2 separate regions of the Homo sapiens genome follow, and region 1 is linked to region 2. A link is a contact called in ENCODE Hi-C or POLR2A ChIA-PET data. All regions are on one chromosome and are shown on one strand. Each heading gives the region's core, a stretch centred on a gene start or an enhancer-like site at or near the end of the contact. The rest is flanking DNA. Distances are from core to core; before and after follow the strand shown.

What was found. Hi-C counts contacts between places; a loop is a spot of excess contacts on that map. ChIA-PET counts read pairs that join two places held with the same protein, here RNA polymerase II (POLR2A). Pooled maps may share reads with other maps.
Region 1: a map of CD8-positive, alpha-beta T cell shows a loop between it and region 2 (14-fold over the local background). The contact joins the promoter of SAP130 here to the promoter of SFT2D3 in region 2. A Hi-C loop is called at or near these places in 15 of 168 maps with a recorded cell type or tissue (B cell, CD4-positive, alpha-beta T cell, CD4-positive, alpha-beta memory T cell and 9 more), 32 of 37 single-sample maps with no recorded cell type and 27 of 50 pooled maps. POLR2A ChIA-PET finds 5 or more read pairs at or near these places in 8 of 52 experiments (CD4-positive, alpha-beta T cell, CD4-positive, alpha-beta memory T cell, OCI-LY7 and 4 more).

The regions. Positions count from the first base shown.
Region 1 is chr2:128,026,758-128,030,531 of GRCh38, reverse strand. SAP130 (Sin3A associated protein 130) reads left to right here and starts at 2,473. Exons shown (of 21, transcript NM_001330301.2): 1 at 2,473-2,592. RefSeq lists silencers at 1,786-1,935, 2,186-2,705, 2,806-3,145, 3,206-3,495.
Region 2 is chr2:127,699,432-127,703,232 of GRCh38, reverse strand. It overlaps SFT2D3 (SFT2 domain containing 3), which reads right to left and starts at 1,736. Exons shown (of 1, transcript NM_032740.4): 1 at 1-1,736. The coding sequence starts at 1,704. The coding sequence ends at 1,057. WDR33 (WD repeat domain 33) reads left to right here. Exons shown (of 22, transcript NM_018383.5): 22 at 1-2,206. RefSeq lists a silencer at 978-1,657 and enhancers at 1,977-2,498, 2,418-2,787, 2,499-3,020, 2,015-3,214.

The sequences.
Region 1 (3,774 bases), core at 1,224-3,723, 330 kb before region 2:
GATTTAGAAAAAGAATTCTGGAGGACATAGTGGGTGTAGGAAGAGATTTCAGTGGGGGCAGCAGCATTGCTGCAATTCAGATAAGAAATAATGGCAGCTTGAGCCACAGCTATGGAAACAATAGAAAAGGAGGCAGAGGTGCATATCAATGTAATATGGCGGCTGTGGGAGATGGAAGAGTGTGGAACATATATGAAGCTGAAGACAGAAAGGATGGTGATGCCAGTAAGTAAACCCAGGTATCAAGGGGAGTACACAGGGGAGGCAAACCAATAAAGGTGTTCAATACATTAACTTTGAGGGGCTTGTTAAGACTTCTGTGTGGATTGGCCCATCAGGCGGAAATATAGGTATACAACTCGGAGAGGTCACCTATGCATAGGTAACATTTTCAAAGATATTTGAGGCTGGGTGTAGTGGCTCATGCCTATAATGCCAGCACATTGGGAGGCTGAGGTGGGCAGATCGCTTAAGCCCAGGAGTTCAAGACCAGCCTGGGCATATGGTGGAACCCTGTCTCTATTCAAAAAAAAAAAAATATATATATACACACACACACACACACACACACACACACGTATATATACATATATATACATATATACATATATATACATACAACTCCATCTCAAAAATATATATTATATATATAAAATATATGTATTCATATATAAATATATATTTTTGAGACAGAGTTTCGCTCTTGTTGCCCAGGCTGGAGTGCAATGGCTTGATCTGGGCTCACAGCAACTTCTGCCTCCCGGGTTCAAGCAATTTTCCTGCCTTAGCCTCCTGAGTAGCTGGGATTACAGGAATTTGCCACCATTCCCGGCTAATTTTGTATCTTTAGTAGAGATGGGGTCTTTCCCATGTTGGTCAGGCTGGTCTCGAACTCCTGACCTCAGGTGATTCGCCTGCCTCGGCCTCCCAAAGTGCTGGGATTACAGGCATGAGCCACGTGCCTGGCATATATATATGTTTAGTGGGGTGTGGTGGCATGCGCCTGCAGTCCTGGCTACTCAGGAGGCTGAGGCAATAAGTTAGTTGAGACAAGGAAGTCGAGGCTGCAATGAGCTGTGATCACGCCACTGGACTTCAGCTTGGGCTGAACTGAGAACCTGTCTCAAAAAAACAAAAAACAAAAAGGATGACATTTGAAACTGTGGAAATACATTAAACCATTTAGGAAGGCAGTATAGCATTAGCGTGTTGGAGCCCTGAAGAATGCTGTATTTATGAGAAAGAGGAGGTATAATGGAGCTTGACATAGGAGTAGAAGCAGGAGACAGCCTGGTTCTAGAGGCCAAGGGAAGACATGAGGAGGAATTACTACTGGTCAGTAAGCTAAACAAGATGAGATCTAAGTGAGGACCGATGGGTTTGAAGTTGAGTAGGTGTTGGCAACTTTTGGGGAGCAGTCTGAGAAGAGTGGCAACTCCAAAAGGGATAAGGACTGCCTAGGCAGAGAGGAGGCTGAAGTCTATCACAGGAGTCACTCTTTAGAAGTTTGAGAATGAAGGCATGAAGGTGGAAAAGGAAAGTGGCTTGAAGAGGAGGAGTATCTGAGACTCATCCCTGGGCTATAGCCAGGAGCTACTCTCTTCTAACCAAGCAGTTGTCTTACACAGCTGTGCATGATAGGAAGAGGGGGGTTTGAGCCCCATTTATTTCCTAACTAATCACAAAACTCCAGGCCTAAATTACCATCTGGTAAGGGAAGAGGGAGACTTAATCTCTTATCAGACACAAATGTGGCCTCAAAAGATATGGCTAAGTCTTCTACAGGTGCATAAACTCCAACCCTGAACCCCAAGCAAAATGACAAAATAAAACTGCCCCCTTCAGCTCCTTTATAATCCGGAAAGCGCGCGCAGGTGCGCCCCGGCCGCCCAGAGCCCTGCGCCCTGCCGGCCTGCTTTCACAGAGCCGCGCCCGCGCTGCGCCTGGCGGCTCCCGCCGCGCGTAGGCTGTGCCGACCGCGGTTCCCGGTGGGGACACCGAGTCCCACTCGCGGCATAGGGAGGCGGGCACCGTCACGACACTGGCCCGGCCCGCGGATCCCTTGGCCGCCGCAGTTGGCCTCCATTACCCTTTCCCGCGCCGCGCCTCCCCGCGGGGAAAATGAAACCCAGTGCCCTCAGGTTAAGGCATAGGGTGGGATCCACTGTCTTCTCACTTAGCCAAGAGAAAAGGCAGAACCGACTTCAGACAGCAAAGGGGTGTGTTGCCCTGGCCGGGTCGCCTGCGGCCCCGCCCCGGCGCTCTCCACCTCCTTCGCGGCCCGCCCTCCTGACTCCGGCGACTACATTTCCCACAGGACGCCGCGGCTCAGAGGGGCGGGCCCGTCCGCTCTCCCGCTCACGACCACCGGCGACTGGCTGACTCGGCAGGGGGCGGGGCCTGCGCCAGCCAATAGACGGGAGGCTCGTTACGGCGGCGGAAGCAGCGGCGCTGGAGTGAGGGGTGGGGGGCAGAGTGCTAGCTCCCCGGCGGTGGCTGCGGGTCCGGAGCCTGGGGACGTCGGCCCCACAGACGGAGAGCGCGCGGGAGCGAGCTCAAGGCGGCGCGGCGGCCACTGGGCGCAGCACCCAGGTAATGGCGGGACGGGCGCCCGGGAGGGAAGGGGAGGAGACGAGGGGGCGGGGCGGCTGAGCCGGGCTGCAGCGTCCGTCCCGTTGCGCGTCCCCGGGGAAGGGCAGAGGATCCTCGTCTCCTGCGGCTCGGACCGCGGCTCTTTCGCGAGCTGGTCACGGCGGTTGGGCCGGCGACAGGGGCTGGGTGTCCTGTGGCGAGGAAGGGAGAGGCACCGGGAGGGGTGGGCTGACCCGGGCGTGGGGGCGTGGCGGACGTGGGCCTTGGCGGGGAAGCAGAGCGGCCGGGGGAGCGCGGGCGGGCGGGCGGGCGGGCGGCCGGCCCAGGGAGTTTGGCTCCTGGAGCAGTTTAAAGTGACTCTCCACATCCGGGCCCTGCGCCCGCCGCTTTCAGACCCTGGCTGAGGCGGGGCCTCCCCGCTCCCCGCCCCCTTCGCCGGGGGCGCCTGTCTTCCTCTGCCATTGGCTCAGCCTCGAGGGGTTTGGGCTGCCCCGGCCAGGCTCGCGCCTGATTGGCTGGCAGTCGGCGGGAGGGTGGGGCGGGCTCTGAACGTGCAGGTCGCTGTGGATTGGTCCTGGGCCTCCACTGACGCGTCGGGCGTGGGGCCAATGGGCGGGCGGGGGAGGCAGGGGCAGGTTCGGGGGAAGAGGACTGCGAGCACAGCGGCGGCCGGGTGGCGGGGGTGAGTGGGGCCAGCGGGGCTGGACAGCAGCGGGCCCCGGGCGCCGCCGCCGCGATCCCTCCCCGCGCCCGCCGAGCACATCGCCGCCGCCGAGATGGGCCCTCCGCGGCACCCCCAGGCCGGCGAGATAGAAGCGGGCGGTGCGGGCGGCGGGCGGCGGCTACAGGTAAAGAGGCACAGTGCTCGTCTTGTGGTCGGGTCCCCAGATCGCCCGTCCGCACCCCCACCCCGGAGACGGGGGTCTCACACTCCGAGGTGTCTGGAAACCGGCGTCCTCCGGTCTCAGCGGGGGCTTCGCGGTGGGGTGGGGTTGCGGGCGAATCGGGAGATCGCTTGGCTCCTGAGGGAAAAGTGGGGGGCGATTTTAGGGAAGATGGAGAAGGTGTAGGGTCCTCTGGCTCTGTGAGGGGATCTGTGGAAGAGAAGGAAAAGGAAATCCGTAAATGGAGGCCTTTGCCGAAAAGCATTGGAGAATTCCTTTTGCATCGGGTCTGGATGTA
Region 2 (3,801 bases), core at 487-2,986:
CTGATGTGCAGTCAAGCGCGAGGACCACTGGCACACAATGTTTAAATTCTAAATATATTTTACTTCCTAGTGTATTGCTACTGACAAAACGTAGTTTTCTGGACTCATCAGAATGTTAGGCTCATACCTTCTGGCAATAAATTAAGGTAGTTAAAAGTAACTGCTGAACCTAAAATGAAGGCAGCAGCAATTAGATATAAAAAAATCTTAAGATCAGCCTGCAAATTGTAAACTAGTTTACAAAGCAGGCTATACAATGAGGAATAATTCGAGCTTGTAGAAATCCATGGTTTCCACCAGATACAGGTATTCCGGATCTAGAATTATCTTTCTATTTGCAGGATTTCCGAAGAGACCGTTAAGCATCTACGCGCCCCTTCCTGGATCCCATGCTTCTTGGGGCAGGAAATTTCTTTTGGTCCGTCGCTTTCGTCGTGAAATACACAACTAATTTTCCTTTCATGTTATAAGGCACCATATTTATGATTTTGTTAACTGAAGAAAAAACCCGAGATAAACCATCTTAAGTACTTTTAAAAGTCCAGTGGCTGAATTCGGTGTTTAATCTGATACCCTTCTGGATTCGCTGACACTGGAGAGAATAATTTCCAAGTCTTAGTATAGCCAAAACAAAAAACTACCGTCGCTAAGCTACATCTACCACTGGATTTTAAAATGACAAAACAGCCTGAGAAAAATCACAAGAGCAGCTAACTCGAAGAAAAATCCTTTTTCTTTACTCAGCCGAACCTAAGACCACAGTTACTTCGAAAGCAACTTCTAATAACCGTCTCACATCCTGTCACCAGTTCAATGACAAAATCTCAGTTTTCAGAGCGTGTGCCAAGTCCAGCACAAAAAGCTGACATCGAGGAGCTCCCAACGCTGCTGTCGCCTCCGCTGGCAGCAGCCGCTCCCGGATTAGACTCGCAGGCTGTTAGGGCAGGGCCTTCGCCACGGGCTTCCGCACAGCGGCGTGCAGTCCTCAGCTCGGCCGGCGCGGTCTCCGACGGCGCTGGCTCCGCGTACTTCCCCAGCGGCGAGGGCGCGAGGTCCTCACACGGGCAGCACCTTGGCGAGGCCGGCGCCGCGGCCCAGGCGACCCAGTGCGAGGCGCAGCGCGGTGCCGCCGCCCCAGGGCAGCAGCCCAACCAGCGCGGCCAGCAGCGCGGCCACCTGCGCGCCCGCGCCCAGCACCGTGAGCAGCGTGCTGCGAAGGCCCAGCGCGGCGAACAGCGTGGCGCCCAGCGCTGCCATGTAGAGCAGCGCGGGCCGGGACGGCGCTTCTTCGCAGCGCAGCAGGCGTCCGCACGCCGCGCCGCCCCGCAGCAGCGCGCTTCCCGCCAACGCCAGCGCCGAGCCCAGTGACCAGAGCAGCGCGAACTTGCGCGCGCGCAGCAGCAACACCGGTGCGTAGAGCGCGGCTAGGCCGAAACACAGTGCAGCCAGCAGCAGGCACCCGCCGCCCGCCGCCAGCCGCTGCCCGCGCGTCACGCTCGGGAGGCACGTCAGGCCGGCCGCTGCCGACTCCGCAGGGCTCCGCGCCCACGTCCAGCGCAAGCCCGCGCGGCCCAGCCACTCCTCCGCCGGCCGGTCCCCGGGCTCCTCCGCCTTCTCCGCGGCGAGCAGCGGCTCCGCGGCCGCCGGGCCGCCAGCTTTCCCCTGCGCCAGGTACTCCTGCAGCTGGCGGTGGAGGTCCGCCATCTTGGACAAGGCGGTGGCAGAAAGGAAAAGCTGCGGCTCACTTCCGGCCCTCCGCTGAAGCGGTTCGGTCTTCGGGCGGCAATTGGTCGGCGACGGCGAAAGGGGCAGGGCCTGCGGCGCTCGCGGAAGTGCCGCGGTGCCTGCTCTGCGGACTTTTGTGGTGTCCCCAAGTACCGTGGTCGCAGGTGCTGCCTGTCCGCTTGCAGTCGCCCTCCCAGCGCCTGACCCTCTTCCTTGTTCGGAGTAGGCGCCCTTGCGGTCTGGCTAAGTCCTGCCAGCATTAATAGTTGGAAGGCAGGGGTGGGTGTGGTTCTAAAGGGGCACAAGAAGTGACCCTTTTGCTGACGGAAATGTCTTATGGCCTCACTGCGTCTACCGTGGCGGTGATATTGTGCTAGTTTTGCAACATGGAGGAATGGGTAAAGGGTACACAGAATCTCTCTTGTTTCTTACAACTGAACACAAACAGTGATCTCAAAATAAAAATTTAATTTTTAAAAAAGTTCAGACCTGTGTAACTCAGGTGGGTTTTTTGGGGAAAGTTGCGTTCTGATTAGTTACCTCACTTGTAGTAATAGTGACCATCCTGATCATTTACCATGGGGTTGATAAAGGAAGGGTTGACACCCAGCACCCTCAACCTGCTTCTCTATTCTGTTCTCAGTTTCGGCCACAGGCCTGGCAACATCCTTGACTCCTTCGCGCCCCTTGTCCAAGACTCGGTGCTGCTGTCCCATGTGTTTGGTGTCACTCTCGTGCTCTGGACAGCGCCACGCCCAGGTGTCCTGACTCATCGTCACATCACTGTGACAAGCTGGCTCGCACGCAGGTCAATCCTGATCTGTTCCCAGGCCGCACCCACGTGCCCTGCTGTTTCTCAGAGCCTCCTAGAGGGTGTTTGCTTGTGGTTCCTCTCACAGGTCAGATTCCTCCAGATTCTTCCAGCTGCCTCCACAGCTCCCCTCACCACCTTGGCTTCCCCTGGGTGGCCCTGTGTCCTTTGTCCTCTGCCCTAGGTGGATGTAAGGTTAACGGCTTCCTGCTGTTTGGCTTCTCAGCCTTTCCATCCCCTGTGTGTAACTAATCTCCCCCATTAAGTTCCTTTTAATGCTTTCTGTTTTCTTGGTTGGATCCTGGCAGATGCAATTCTTTTTCAAAATATATTCTGATTTGTTATCTCACTTGATAATAATAGTGACCAGCCTGATCACTTAGCATGGGCTAAACCATTAGGATGGCTACAATCAAAACAAAAAAACAAAAACACACCAGAAAGTTACAAGTGCTGTCAAGGATGTGGAGAAACTAGAAGCCTTGTGCACCGTTGGTGGGAATGTAAAATGCTATATCCGCTGTGGAAAACAGTATGGAAGTTACTATAAAAAAAAAATATATATATATATATATACACACACACACACACAGACACATATAAACGTATATACACACATATTTGTATACAGTTATGTGTGTATGTGTGTATATAATTACAATCCAATCCAGCAGTTCCACTCTGGATATATACCCCAAAGAATTGAAAGCAGGGTCTCAGAGATTTGTATAACTCTTCACAGCAGAACTATTCATGTCAGTCAAGAGATGGAAGCAACCCAAGTGTCCACCAGCAGATCAATAAAATGTGATATATGCATACAACGGACTGTTACGCAGCCTTAAAAAGGAAGGAGATTCTGACACATGCTACGACATGGATGAACCTTGAGGACATTAGGCTGAGGGAAATAAGCCAGTCACAAAAAGGACCAATACTGCATGATTCCACTTCTGTGAGGTACTTAGAGTAGTCAAATACACAGAGCTAGAAAGTGGACTGGGTGCATAAATGCCCATCAGTGATGTTACCTAATCATTTATGCAGCTACCGTATAGAAAAGGCAGGAGTGTGCTGCTCATTTTATAGGTGAGGGAAGCTGAGAAATACCAAGAAGTGAGGTAACCTACTCAAGGTCACCTACAAAACTGACGATAGGGCAGCGTTAGGTTGTGATTCCTGGTTTCTAACCTTGTGGGCTTCCCATTGCAGAAAGAGGCCTTCACTGAGGGTCCCTCTGTGTGAGCCCTGGATGCGCTTTCTGC